Linked DNA regions of Mus musculus: region 1 is linked to region 2. A link is a contact called in ENCODE Hi-C data. All regions are on one chromosome and are shown on one strand. The core of a region is the stretch at or near the end of the contact, and the rest is flanking DNA. Distances in the headings are between cores, read along the strand shown. Region 1 holds the start of Zfp280b (zinc finger protein 280B). Region 2 holds the start of Smarcb1 (SWI/SNF related, matrix associated, actin dependent regulator of chromatin, subfamily b, member 1).

Region 1 (7,056 bases), core at 3,395-5,894, 110 kb before region 2:
GAAATCCAGATTCTGTTGTGTCTCCGCAGCTGCAGGGCTCGGTGTTTTGTGCAAGCAAGCAGTTTAACAGAAACTAAGATAATCAGTTAGCTGAAGGCGGGGGGTTTCACATAAGCAGACAGACAGCTTAACAGAAGTCAAGATAAGTGAGCAGGGGTATCTTGATCTTGGGCTTCTAGAATAAGAATGGATAGCTTTACAAACAACAAATTCTAGTCAAATCTAAAATGGCCTCAGGGAGAATACAAGATGGAGGACCTTACCCTGTCACAGCGTCATGGTCACACTCCCATCAATAACAGGTTCAAAGACAATAGAAAACATCTTAGAAATAGGGCTGGAGAGATGGCTTAGAGGTCAAGGAGCACTGGCTGCTCTTCCAGAGGTCCTGAGTTCAATTCCCAGCAACCACATGGTGGCTCTCAACCTTCTGTAATGAGATCTGATGCCCTCTTCTGGGGTATCTGAAGACAGCTACAGTATACTCTTTTTTTTTTTAATATTTGTTTGTTTGTTTGTTAAAGGTATATGACTACCCTTGCCGTTGTTTTCAAACCCCCCAAAAGAGAGCTTTGGAATCCCATTACAGAGGGTTGGGAACCACCACGGGGTTGCTGGGAGATTGAACTCAGGACCTCTGGAACAGAGCAGTCAGTGCTCGTAACCGCTGAACCATCTCTTCAGCCCCTACAGGTGTACTCTTATAAATAAAATAATTCTTTAAAAAAAAAATCTATAATGAAAACTTTAAGCCTCTAAAAAAAAAGAGACAAAGACACTAGAAAATTAGTTGGAAGGGCATCCCACGTTCATATTTATGGATTATTCAGAATATTCTGAAAATGACTGTTTTACTAAAAGCTATTTATAGACTCAACCCAATCTCAAAATTCCCATCTCATTCTTCGCATAGAGAAAAAACTATCCTAAGATTAACGTAGAGCCACAAAAGACACCAGATAGCCAAAACAATTCTGAACAAATGAACAGTGCTGAAGAGATTACTATACCAGACCTTTGTTTTGTTTTGTTTTGTTTGTTTTTTTCAAGACAGGGTCTCTATTTAGACCTGGCTGTCCTGGAACTCACTCTGTAGACTAGGCTGGCCTCGACCTCAGAAATTCACCTGCCTCTGCCTCCCAAGTGCTGGGATTAAAGGCGTGCGCCACCACTATGCCAGATCTTAAGGTCTTAAGATGTATCTCATGCCGGATGTATCTGTGAGCCCAGTCTAGTCAACACAGTGAGTTCCAGGACAACCAGGACTATATGTAGCGACCCCTCTCAAAAATAAATACATAAATAGACAAACAAAAAAACAGGATATATTCCAAAGCCACAGTAATGAGATCAATATGGTACTGGCACAAAAACAGCCATGTAGCCCAACGGCGCAAACTCAAACATGAATAGAGTTATTCAGCCACTTAATATCTGGCAGCAATACCAAACGTAAGCTGACAGGAAGAAAGGACCTTCAACAAATGGTGCTGGGAAAATTAAATGTTCACAATCAAAGAATGAAATTGAACCTATATCTTAACCCCAGACAATAACTCACTCCAGTGGACTCCAAAAGGTCAAAGACCTAGATGTACAACCCTGGATGGTGACAAGAAAACAGGCAGTGCCCTACATGATCTAGGTGCAGGAAAAGACATTCTGAAGAGGACTCCATTTTCCCAAGAACAAAAAGATGTTGCACAGCTAGGGAAACAATTAACTCAAGAGAAGGCCCACACAGCCATCTCTGCCAGATACACATCTGCAGAGGATTCATTTCTAGAATATAGAAAGAGCTCAGAAACCACTAAGTCAAAGAAAAAAGAGAGAGTTGGGGGGGGAGGGGGGAATGAGAAACATTCAAAAAAATGGGTTTGGAACCTGAACAGACAATTCTCAACAGAATAAAAATGGCTAAGAAATGTCTCAAAAACTATTCACTGTCCTTAGCTATTAGGGCAAAGCAAATGAAAGCAACGGTGGAATTCATGGTAGCACAGTCAGAATAGTAAGGATCAACATACAGACACCAAAAAATTCTAGAGAGGATGTGGGGGTAAAGGGAGCCCTCCTCCTTCACTGTTGGCAGGATTTAAAACTAACACAGCCACTCTGAAAATCAGGGTGGAGAATTCTCAAAAATTTGGGACTAAATCTACCATATGACCCAGCTACACCATTCCTTGGCATCTTCGCAAAGGATGGTCGACTTCAAAGATCATTGCTCAGCCATGTTCACTGCTACCCAATCCACAACAAGAAGGAAATGGGAAACCACACCTAAATGACCTTCAAGGGATGGATAATGAAAATGTTATATATAGAAAAACCCCAGAGAAATAAAAAACTGGAAGTCCCCCAACCAAAAAAAAAAAAAAAAAGGTCCAGGTCTAGATGGATTCAGGGCAGAATTCTACCAGACTTTAAAAGAAATTAACAGGGCTGGTGAGATGGCTCAGTGGGTAAGAGCACCCGACTGCTCTTTCAAAGGTCCGGAGTTCAAATCCCAGCAACCACATGGTGGCTCACAACCATCTGTAACAAGATCTGACTCCGTCTTCTGGAGTGTCTGAAGACAGCTATAGTGTACTTACATATAATAAATAAATAAATCTAAAAAACAAAAAAAAGAAAAGAAAAAAGAAATTAACACTACTATTCCTCAAATATCTATGAGACTTCACCAATATAGATCCCTAACCACATCAACGTGATCTCAACAAGGACGAAGTCAAGAGATGCTAATGTGGACCAGGGAAAGCTCCCAGAGTCCTTAACCCTTCCCCCAGGGAGGAACAACAAACGATCAGACCCAAAAACATACAAGTAGCATCATAGAGACTTAGCAGGTTGCACATACAAGGGAGGACCTGGAGGGAGGAAATGACAGCCCAGGCTAAGAGACCCTCTTTCAAAAGGCAGGGTGGGGACAAATCCAAGTGGGAACATTTTCCTGCATTAGCTGAATCTTAAGATATGTATATCAACCCATTTGCACCTCCTACTGCAACTAAAGAAAAAGGAAGTCAGCTTTACAAGGCATCCATAGCATCTACTTTTTCTTTTTCAAGATTTCAGGTAAAAAAAGTACATCTACCACTTCCTTCCTGTTTGAGGAAGCAACTTAGAAAGTTCCAAAATGCCGGGGTTGATGGCGCACGCCTTTAGTCCCAGCACTTGGGAGGCAGAGGCACGTGGATTTCTGAGTTCGAGGCCAGCCTGGTCTACAAAGTGAGTTCCAGGATAGCCAGGGCTATACAGAGAAACCCTGTCTCGAAAAACAAAAACAAAAACAAAACAAAAAAGTTCCAAAATTCTACTTGTCCTGAACTTATCTTACCATTGTGATTTCCGCAGGAAATTCCAAAACACTAATTTTTGTTCCTTTGTCTGTTTTCAAGACAGGGTAGCTTTGGCTGTCCTGTTACTACCGCTGTAGACCAGGTTGCCCTCAAACTCATAGAGATTCGCCTGCCTCTGCCTTCTGCTATCACCCATGGTAATGATTTTTTTTTTTTTTTTTATCAAATCACAGCAGCAAACAGAAGTCAGAAAATGAGGTAGACCTTTTCTCTTACCGCAGATATACGCTGTAACTTTTAATAGCTTCAGAGAGTCCAAGAGCTGCAAGTCACATACTTGGGGTAAATCAGACAGACAGAGAACCTCTTAAGATTTAGTTACATTTTACGTGTTAAAAGATTTTACTCCATTTCACTACCTACCAGTTATTTCATGCTTATTTTCCGTTTTGTTAGCTCTGATACGAAAGAAACAGCCGTCTGTCTCCTCTTAACCAAGTACTGGGTGCGAGGTCATCACAACCGGTTTGTGTAGTACTAGGCAAGCAAGCACTCCACCAACTAAGCTACTCCCTCAACCCTGTCGTCTGTGTGGTTATTATAAGCACCTTATACGCTACCTTCCAACACCATAGCCCAGTAAACAAAACAACACAACCCACCGAGCACTGCTCAAAGCAAAACTAGCTAGCTAGGAGCCCCGAGAGCTGCACTGGGGCTCAAAGGGGGCACAAAGCCAACAAAATAAACAAGATATTGCTGTATGGGAAGGGGAGGGGCGCAGAAAAATGGCTTTTTAAAGCCTCCAAGGGCCTGCAGATCTCCAAACTGGGAGTGGGACTTAATCTACAAACCCGGATTTCGTCTGTACCTACTTTTTTGAATGGGTCTCAACGAAGTGGTCCTCCCTCCTCCTTCCCTAGTGGCAGAGCTTCGAGGCAGGCGTCGGAGAGCCCAGTAGCGAGGTCTGCAGCCTCCAGGACTTTAGGTGAGGGGCCCTCGGCGATGGGAATGGCATTTAAGGGGTGCAGGCCCAGCCCCAGGACTGGGGGGTTCGTGGGAGAGGGAGGCTGCCAGGAAGGGGTCTCTGGGCTCCCGGCCTAGCCACGCTCGCTTCCCCGGGACTCGCAGAAGGCCCTCACCCGGCGTCCCCTCCCGGTCGCTCCCGCAGAGGTCACCAGCACCACGCCCCTGTCCTTACCTCCCGGCAGGCGTACCTGAGCCTCCCCCGGACGCCCCGGCCCGCGAGGCGCTGCGCGGGAAGCCCCGCACCACGACCTCCAGGGCCCCGCCGCTCCAACACCAAAGCCCCGGCCGGCGCGCACTAGCCCACGGCGACCTGTGATTGGCTGCCAAGGGTGGACGCGAGGTCAGCCGCGCGGCGTAGCGCCGATCTGATTGGTTCCTCAAGGCCCCTGGGCGCGTTCTCTCACTCGGGCGCCCCTAGTGACTGCCGCGGGCGGAGGGACTGAGCTGGGACGATCAGGCAGTGGTGATGCCCACCCCTGAAATCTTGGACCTGCGAGATTTGGGAACCCAAAGCCAGGCCTTTCGTCCATTCCAGCATTCCCTCGGGGGTGGGGATAGGGTGGGGTGGGAGCGGGGGCTGAGGCAGGAGGATTGCTAGTTAAACGTGGCTGCTTAGGGAGAGGAGGTAGGAGTGGGGGTGGGAAGGGTGGGAGGGGCATAGATAAGAGAGAAAGAAGGAAAAAAAAAATGGAGCTTCAGCTAGCCTGGGCCCAGGGCCAGAGATGGTTCCCAGTCCTTTAGGAAACTGTTTGCCCACCTGTATTACAGCTATGACAGCTCCTCTCAAGTGTGTAGCTTTTGCATAAGCACACAAGCTTGCCCCTTGCACTTAGAAAACGACCTAGCTACTGAATTTGAAACAACCTTAAAGCTGCCTCTGGGACAAATCCAAATCAGCCGGCTGTTTTTATCAGGAAGGAAACTCAGAACAGATGTCCCAGGTTCGGTTTGTTTGTTTTGTGTTTGTTGTTTGAAAAACATCAGAAAGCGGGGCAGCTGTGGTGGTGCACCCACTTGGGAGGCAGAGGCAGGCGGATTTCTGAGTTCAAGGTCAGCCTGGTCTACAGAGTGAGTTCCAGGGCAGCCAGGGATATACTGTAAGACCCTGTCTCAAAGAAACCTAAAAATAAAAAAAAAAATTAAAAAATAAAAACCATCAAAAGATGAATGCCTTTTTGGAGCATGCGCAAATTACATGAAATTCGAATTTCAGTTTTCAGTTTTGAAACACAACATGCTCATTCTTTTTTTTTCTTTTTCTTTTCTTTTCTTTTCTTTTCTTTTTTTTTCTTTTTTTTTTTTTTTTTTTTTTTTTTTGGGTCTTTCGAGACAGGGTTTCTCTCTGTATAGCGCTGGCTGTCCTGGAACTCAGAAATCCGCTTGCCTCTGCCTCCCAAGTGCTGGGATTAAAGGCATGCACCACCACGCCCGGCTCATTCTTTTCCTTCTTGCCTGTGCTTGTTTTTTGTTTGTTTGTTTGTTTGTTTTTGTTTTTTGGGGTTTTTTTTGTTTGTTTTTTTGGTTTTTTTTGGTTTTTTTTTTTTGGTTTTTCGAGACAGGGTTTCTCTGTATAGCTCTGGCTGTCCTGGAACTCACTTTGTCGACCAGGCTGGCCTCCAACTCAGAAATCTGCCTGCCTCTGCCTCCCGAGTGCTGGAATTAAAGGTGTGCGCTACCACGCCCGGCTCTGTGCTTGTTTTCTTACTACACCAGAAAATTGTATTAATTACCAGAGACTGTCTGACTATATGACCCTTTGAAGGTTTGGGGCCATCGATGCATCGCTAGGTAAAAGCATAGATCTATCTCTAGATCCCACAGTGGAAAACCAGCTCTTGAAAATTGTCTGCCAGGTGTGGTGGCGCACACCTTTCATCCCATGGATCAAGAGGCTACAGCAGGCAGATCTCTGGGTTCAAGGGCAGCCTGATCTACATAGAGAGTTCCAGGCCAGCCAAGGCTACACAGAGAGGCATTTCAAAAAAAAAAAAAATGTTTTTTAAATAAAAAGATAAGTTTTCTTCTGAACTCTACACATGCACATACACTCACTCATACACTCGTGTGCATCAAATACATACCAAAATAAGCAACATTTTTTTCCAAAAGAAAAGTTTGCTATGGTGGTATGAATAAAAAAATGACTCCTGTATGCTTGAATGTTTGGCCCTTAGGGAGCAGCACTGAGGAGGTGTGGCCTTGTTGGAGTGGGTGTGGCCTTGTTGAAGGAAGACTGTCGCTTGTGGAGGGGGGCTGTGAGGTCTTAGAAACTCAATTCTGACCGGGATGTCGCTACTTCTCTTGCCTGTGGATGGAGATGTAGAACTCTGCTTCTTCTCCAGCGCCATGTCTGCCTGAAAGCTGCCAGGCTTCAAGCCATGATGACAATGGACTAAACTTACTTTGAAACTGTAAAGCAGCCCCAGGACCATAGTGCCTCTTCACGACAATAGACACCCTAACTGGGACATTTGCTTCTCCCGTTTATTTGCAGCTTTTGATGGGCGCGTGTGTGGTTTGTATGTGTATACGTGAACATGCATATGTGTGTGAAGACCAGAGGACAACGTCTTCCTCACTCTGTTTAATTTTTCTCTTTTAGCTTTTTTTTTAATGGCTTTTTTGTTTTGTTTGTTTGTTTGTTTTGTTTTGGGACAGGACCTTATTGTGTACTCTGGTTGTCCTGGAACTCACTATAACCAGGTGGCCTTGAATTCACAGA
Region 2 (7,042 bases), core at 1,316-3,815:
TGTGTCCCTAGGCTCGTGCAGAGCTTAGTATCCACTGGCTGACTGATGTCCTTCTCTTTTCAGGCTATGCCTACTTCCTTCGTGGCCATCTCTACTGGAAGTTTGATCCCGTGAAGGTGAAGGTCCTAGAAGGCTTTCCTCGCCCCGTAGGTCCTGACTTCTTTGACTGTGCTGAGCCTGCCAATACTTTCCGCTGACAACACTTTGGATGCATTCAGGGGTACTGACTCCTGCCAGGGCACTTAGATCATGTAAGAGACCCACAGCCATATCTGTGGCTCTGGGCTTCAGGCATGGGACAGACAGGGCCTATGTCTCCTCAGGGGAGTGGGTTGGGGTGCAGCCACTGTTTGTAGGAACGACCATGCTGGTCATGGTCACCTGCCAACAATTGTCTCAGACTAGGCAAAGGCTTTGGTGTTACTTAAAAATAAGGGAGGTTTTGGGCTGGCAATATTTCAGCTACCAATAATCCACAGTCAGCCTGGTTGCCCAAGGTCTCCATCTCTGTCCCTCAAAGTAGAACCCCCACACAAACTCAGGAATCACCTGCAATGAGGTTCCTGTTGGGAGTGGTGTTGGTAATGAGATGCCCAGGGTACCATGCTGCCCCTGCTAAGCAACTGGACCAGTATCTTTCCTGGTAAGTCAGCTCTGGAGAGATAGTGAACTGATCATATTCTGGCAGGTGATTCAGACAAGTGCTTCCTGGAACTCAGGCCAAAAGGTACACAGCCAGCCAAGGAGGCAGCTGCTTCCTCCCAGAGACACGGAACCTCAAAGGCCCCACATACCTCACAGCCTTGCCCCAGGCCATTTCTTTCTGGGGCCCTCTTCCTAGCACAGGTACCCTCTAAGCCATGTACATGTGTATACAGTGTATAAAGACTTTTTTAAAAAAACAAAAAACAAAACCCAAAAAAGCCAAGACTGTCATTAAACATGAGTGTTTTCTAAGCGCCTGTCTGTTTTTCTTTGCAATTTGCAGTCAAGATTTGGGAGTAAGGGTTAGAGCCTTTGTGCCCCAAGACTGTTTCCCTGGGGCTAGGACCCATATTTAGAGTCTCTCCTGTCCCATTCCTGAACAAATAGAGGTATACCCACAGTGGCTTTCTAACTGACTGGCTGTCTCAGCAAAAGCAGTATCATTTTATCAGATCATGCCTAACTACTGGGGGTGGGAGCTGAGGGAGGCATGGTCTCATTATACATCCCTGACTGTCCTGGGACCCACAGAGGTCTGCCTGCCTATGACTCTGGAGTTCTGGGATTAAAAGTGTGAGCCACCCCTGGCCCTTAACCCTCTGGTTCCCATGGCTGTGAGATCAGTGGGCAAACTCCTGGTTACCACAGCCTTTCCTAGTTCTTTAACATCTCCTTCATCATGACCCCAGTCACAATTGCAGTCTCATTAGACTGACCCTTATGAAGCTGGCCACTGTTTGTCCTGCTGCTTTCAGAGAAGTGTTTGTATTTTGCACATCCCACCATGCCCCCACCTCCCCTACACTAGGTTGTTAGTCCCTTTGCTCCCATACACAATGTCACTTTTACTTTAATGTTCTGTGGAATACATATTTTATGTATCTAAGGAAAATCTAGAAAGCACAAATGAGAGAAAACGTATTTGTCTTTCTGAGACTGGCCTGATTTGTTTAATATGATATCTTAGTTGCATCCATTTTCCTGAAAACAATGTAATTTCACTTTTGTGGCTGAAAAACAAAAAACACATGTACACACATTTCACACTCTTTTTTGTTTTCTGGGACAGAGTTGCTCAACATATCCCTGACTGTCTTGGAACTGAAGCTAAAAGCTTGCACCACCACACCCAGCCTAGACTACATTTTCTTCATCCATTCCTCTATTGTTGAATAGCTACCTAGGCTAGGCTATAACTTAAGCTCCTGTAATAGTGCTACAATAAACATTAAACATTTTGGAGTCACGGCTCTGTTCAACAGGGGGTGGACTGCTTGGACACGTTCCAGAAGCACTGTCTTCTCTCGGGGCTGTTATGCCCCAAGGCGGGCAGAGGCACAGACCAGGGCTGGGCTTGTGGGCACCAAGCTTGCAGAGGTAAGGAAGGAATGCAAGTGCCTCCTCCCGTTCATCTGGCACATCACCTAGATCTTTGAATAGTACCAACCTCCATCCAGTATTGTCATTCTTCCCATCCCTACTGCCTCGGGAACTGCTGTTGGCCTGGAGTGGATAGCTAGCTATTCCTAACGCACTTTCGGGTGGAAAACCTGAGGCGCTAGCGTGGGGTCGCCATGCCCACCCAGCTTCCCTCGGGCTTCCAGATAGAGCGGTCCTTCTCCTCGCTTAACGTCTCATTTTTTTCCTTCATCCCGGGGCGGAGTGCCAGCTCTGGCTATGCGACTAGGAAAGCTACCGCCTGAGTCAGGGCCTCAGTGGCTATTTCGGTCGCTGAGAGGTTTTCCTCCTTACCCGCCCAGGGAGGAAGCCTAGGAAGCAAAAAAGAACTCGGGTCCCTTTAAGGGCTTGCGGGAACGCGCTCGGCCTTGAGTCGCGCAGGCTGCGGCGCGCACGTTAGCGTCAGCTTCTCCACGCATGCGCACCGAGGGCGGCCTGCTCGTTGCAGAGACGGCCAAGGAGCCCAGTAGTGACACGAGCGCTCGCCCGGTTCGCCCGGCTTGCCCTGCCCGACCTTCACCTCCAGGCCTCCGTTCCTTTCGGTCCGACGCGCCTCGGCCCCGCCCTAGCCCACCGGATTCTTTCCAGCTCGACCCCGGCTGCCGGTTTCCCCCGCCGCCATGATGATGATGGCGTTGAGCAAGACCTTCGGGCAGAAGCCCGTCAAGTTTCAGCTGGAGGACGACGGGGAGTTCTACATGATCGGCTCCGAGGTAGCCCGCGGCGCGTTCTCGGCTTCCCGGGCAGCGGCTGGCCGGCTCGAGTCCCGGGGCGGGCTAGTGCTCCCCGAGAGCGCGCCTCCATTCATCGCGGAGGCGGGCGCGTGCTCGCAGCTGGGGCGTGGCCTGGTGGGCGTGGCCGGTCCCGCCTGGACCGTCCTGGGTTTTCTTTACCCACTTAACGTTGTTCAGACCCTAAGCATCTGTCCTAGCTTAGAGCGTCGAGCCGGTACACTCTAGGCAGATGGGGAAAGGATGTTCGGGAAGCCCCTGGGCGCTTGGAAGTGGAGGTGCAACACTGCCCTTGAACCCTTTGGCAGCTCTCGTGCACCCCACTGCCCCGGTCTCGAAATCTCTACTTGTAAGCCCGAAGCTTAGGAAAGCCTCTTCCCCTTTGTGTTGTTGCTTGCGAGGTGGACTGCAGAGAGCTTTTATGATGTTTAGAAAGTGATTGGACATGTTTGCTTTTGAGTGGATTGAGGCCCTGAGGTCGGAAGCACTAACGTTTTGGAGATCAGTGAACTAATTTTGAGTTTTTATAGGGGATAAATCTGAAGGGTCGCTAACCCAGAACCCAGAGCTAGAAGAGACAGCTTCTGTGCAGTCAGGTGGACAGGGTTCCTTAGGATCGCACCTGTGCGCCAGCCACTACCCTTTTCACAGGGGTCGCATATCAAAGATCCTGCATATTAGGTATTTACATTATGATTCGTAACTGTAGCAAAAATTAGAGTTATGAAGTAGCAACGAAAAAAGTTTATGGTGGAGGGGGTCATTACAACATGAGAAACTGTATTAAAGGGTCACAGCATTAGGAAGGTTGAGAACCACAACCTTAGAAAATCCCTTCAATTAACCCTAGAGACCAGCCAAATCTTTGTGTTTTTTTGTTTTTTTTGTTTTTCTTTTCTTTTTCTTCTTCGAGACAGTTTCTCTGTGTAGCCCTGGCTGTCCTGGAACTCACTCTGTAGACCAGGCTGGCAGAAATGTGCCTGCCTCTGCCTCCTGAGTGCTGGGATTAAAGGCGTGTGCCACCACTGCTCAGCTGAAATTTCTTTCTTTCTACCTTTTTTTTTTTTTTTTTTTTTTTTGGTGCAGATTGTCTATCTCAAACTAACTTCATTCCATCTAAGGGCAACCCCCAACCAGTTTATGTCTCTCCTCCCCTCCTCTCTTTCTTTCTTCCTTCCTTTTCTTTTCTTTTCTTTTCTTTTCGATTTATTTATTTATTTATTTATTTTATGTCTATGAGTACACTGTAGCGGTCTTCAGACACCCCAGAAGAGAGCATCAAATCTCATTACAGGTGGTTGTGAGCCACCACGTGGTTGCTGGGAATTGAACTCGGGACCTTCAGAAAAGCAGTCAGTGCTTTTAACTGGTGAGCCATCTCACCAGCCCCATCCCCCCTTCTTTTTGAGACAAGATCTCATCGTGTAACTGGCTGCCTTGTAGCTCCACTTTGTAGACCTGGCACTTGAACTCACAGAAATCCTCCTGCCTCTGAGTGCCAGGATCAAAGCACTTGGTGTCACTACACCCAGTTTATGTGGCTTATTTTTTTTTCTTTCTTTCTTACTCTTTTTTTGTTTGTTTGTTTATTAAGTGCACTGGGCTGCACCTTTAATCTGAACACTCAGGAGGCAGAAGTAGAGGGTGATTTTGAGTCCAGCCTGGCCTACGTAGTGAGATCTTGTCTTGAAAGGAATAATAATAACAAAAAGATAAAATTCAGATGTGTGAATGTCATCCAGTAGACATGTAACATGTGTAAAGAGGTAAGTGCCCACCCTGGAGAGCTAATGGCATTTCAGACTGCCAGCCGTTACCTCTGGCAGCTATTCAGTGACATACACTCCATTTTATTAGTGTGTCGGTTGAATCAGGTTGTGAGACCAATGTTGTCAGAAACATCCAGACTTAGAGTTTCCGTTTTCACCATCTTCCATTAAACAAAAAACTCAAGCCGCCAAGACTGATCACACTGTCACCTCTGTGCCTCTGTTCCACAGTGGCTGTGCTGGGGACATCTCTCACAGCTCAGAAGGGTCCTTGTTGGCCACTAGGCATTTGCTCAAGTGCAAGGTGTGGTGCGTATGGCAGTTAAGGACTTTAAATAGTCTATGCAGAAGAGTTTCTTCAAAGATGTTTATTTACCTGAACTGACCAGTGAAGGGGTAAATCTGGCCTCAGCCCTAGTTTTGAAAAGAAAATTCTCATGTGGTGGAGAGACTGAAAGACAGCTCCTGGTCAGGTGGGAAGAGCCTCGGGAGGTGTAGTGACAGCTTGCTCTGCCTCCTGACCCTTGCCCTCTTTCTCTGTCTTCCTCAGTTCTCATTTCTCATGCTGGGGAACCTAGAGCCTTGTACACGCTAAGCACATGGTCTTGCACTGAGCGCGCCTTCTTGGCTGGTTTTACTTTTCTTAAGCATCTGAGATGCTTACACTGGAAATCTTGTGTTTTGAGGTCATTGGCACGGCATGGTTTAGGTTTTAGAAAGCTAACCACAACCTTCCTTTGGCCTCTTGACTCTTGGCCTTCCCAGTTGATTGAGAATAGTTATACGAAAACCAAAATGGACAGTTTTCTCACTCTTTGGGGCCTGGCTTTGATTTTGGGAAGAACAGAGGGTCATACAGTACTTTCTGTCTTCAGTTCCTATGGCAGGATTGTATGGATGATGGATGGCCCTCGGTCCCTTTGTCATAGAAAATGAATTCAGTATTCAGACAGATGGGCAGACACAGTAACAGTAGCAGCTGTGTCTGATGTCTGTGGAGCTGCTTGGGGAGGATGCTCTCAGTGGATATGACTGTGCCCCTGTCATCCTGTCATCTGCCACAGGAGAAATCAATGTCCAAGTCCAGAATCTTTATTTAGTATTCCAAAGAGGGCCAAGTGGCCCAGCCTGGTGTTAGGGTTTATGGTACAGGACCCTCGCTGTAGCCATGGGGGACTACTTTGCAGTGCATTCCTTTAGTCCTAGTACCCAGTAGGCCCACCTTTGTCAGTTCAAGGACAGCCTGGTCTATATAGTGAGTCCAGGCCAACCAGGACTATGTAGGAAAAAAATAGCTGATCGTATTGCTAACTTTTTTCTAAATTTGTTTGTTTGTTTTTTGTTTTTTGAGACAGGGTTTCTCTGTGTAGCCCTGGCTGTCCTGAAACTCACTCTCTGTAGACCAGGCTGGCCTCTAACTCAGAAATCCGCCTGCCTCTGCCTCCCAAGTGCTCGGATTAAAGGTGTGCGCCACCACTGCCTGGTGCTAACTTTTTTCTAAATATGAATGGAAACAGTACTTTTACCTTTGGGTGATAATGACCCACAAGCCAAACAGCAACAAGGAGTCTTCAGTGTTCTGTATAGACTGTTTGGCTCTTGGGCTTAACAGCTCTGGCTGTTGGTCATGGAAATCTTTTCTGGAAGGAAAGTGCAGAGACTACTTTCACTTAATAAATGTATGCTAGATACATAGATACGATTAAAAGAATAATAGAAATGATCCTTTCTAAAGCAGAATCCAGACTTGAGGGCTTGGTGTGGCTGTGCGTGCCTTTAATCCCAGTATTCTGTGAGCAGAGGCAGGTCCAGTCCATCTCTGATTCAAGGACAGCCTTGTCTACATAGTGAGTTCTTGGCCAGCTAGGGCTACATGGTGAGAATCTGTCTTAGGGGAAAAATGTCAGGGTTTTTAAGCACTTGACAGGTGAGTAACAAGGCCTAGATTCACTGTCAGAGTGAGCACCTCACACCCATCTATTGGTTGTCCTCACAGTGTGACTCTGAAAATAGCATTTCTGAATAGTCAGTGAGACCGTAGCATATCTTTAAAAAACCCACAGGACAGGCTTCTTATGAAGGCCATATTTACAGTATCACTACAAACAAACTGACGCTGTTACTTGGGGGAAGTCGTGATTTATAGGATAGGCTAGGGATTACTAATATAGTGCTTTTTTTAGACTCTAGAAAATTCTTTGGCATCTCTGGTTTGAGTTTTATTACTAAACAAAGCAACATAGGCAACGGGACAAATTATCTTGCATCTGCCTAAAATTAAAGACTTTTTGGTGTTTATTGGCTTGTAAAAATATCAAAGTCTGCTTCTTAAGATGAAAGAAGGTCACAGGAGTCTTACATTTCAGAACAGTGCCAACA

Evidence for each region. A loop is a pair of places that touch in the nucleus more often than their neighbours do.
Region 1: a loop to region 2 is called in a map of heart, with 4 times the contacts of the local background. The contact joins the promoter of Zfp280b here to the promoter of Smarcb1 in region 2. A Hi-C loop is called at or near these places in 1 of 37 maps with a recorded cell type or tissue (heart).

Annotation. Positions count from the first base shown.
Region 1 is chr10:76,030,200-76,037,255 of GRCm38, reverse strand. Zfp280b (zinc finger protein 280B) reads right to left here and starts at 4,644. Exons shown (of 2, transcript NM_177475.3): 1 at 4,507-4,644.
Region 2 is chr10:75,917,137-75,924,178 of GRCm38, reverse strand. It overlaps Smarcb1 (SWI/SNF related, matrix associated, actin dependent regulator of chromatin, subfamily b, member 1), which reads left to right and starts at 2,565. Exons shown (of 9, transcript NM_011418.2): 1 at 2,565-2,876. The coding sequence starts at 2,784. Mmp11 (matrix metallopeptidase 11) reads left to right here. Exons shown (of 8, transcript NM_008606.3): 8 at 64-957. The coding sequence ends at 197.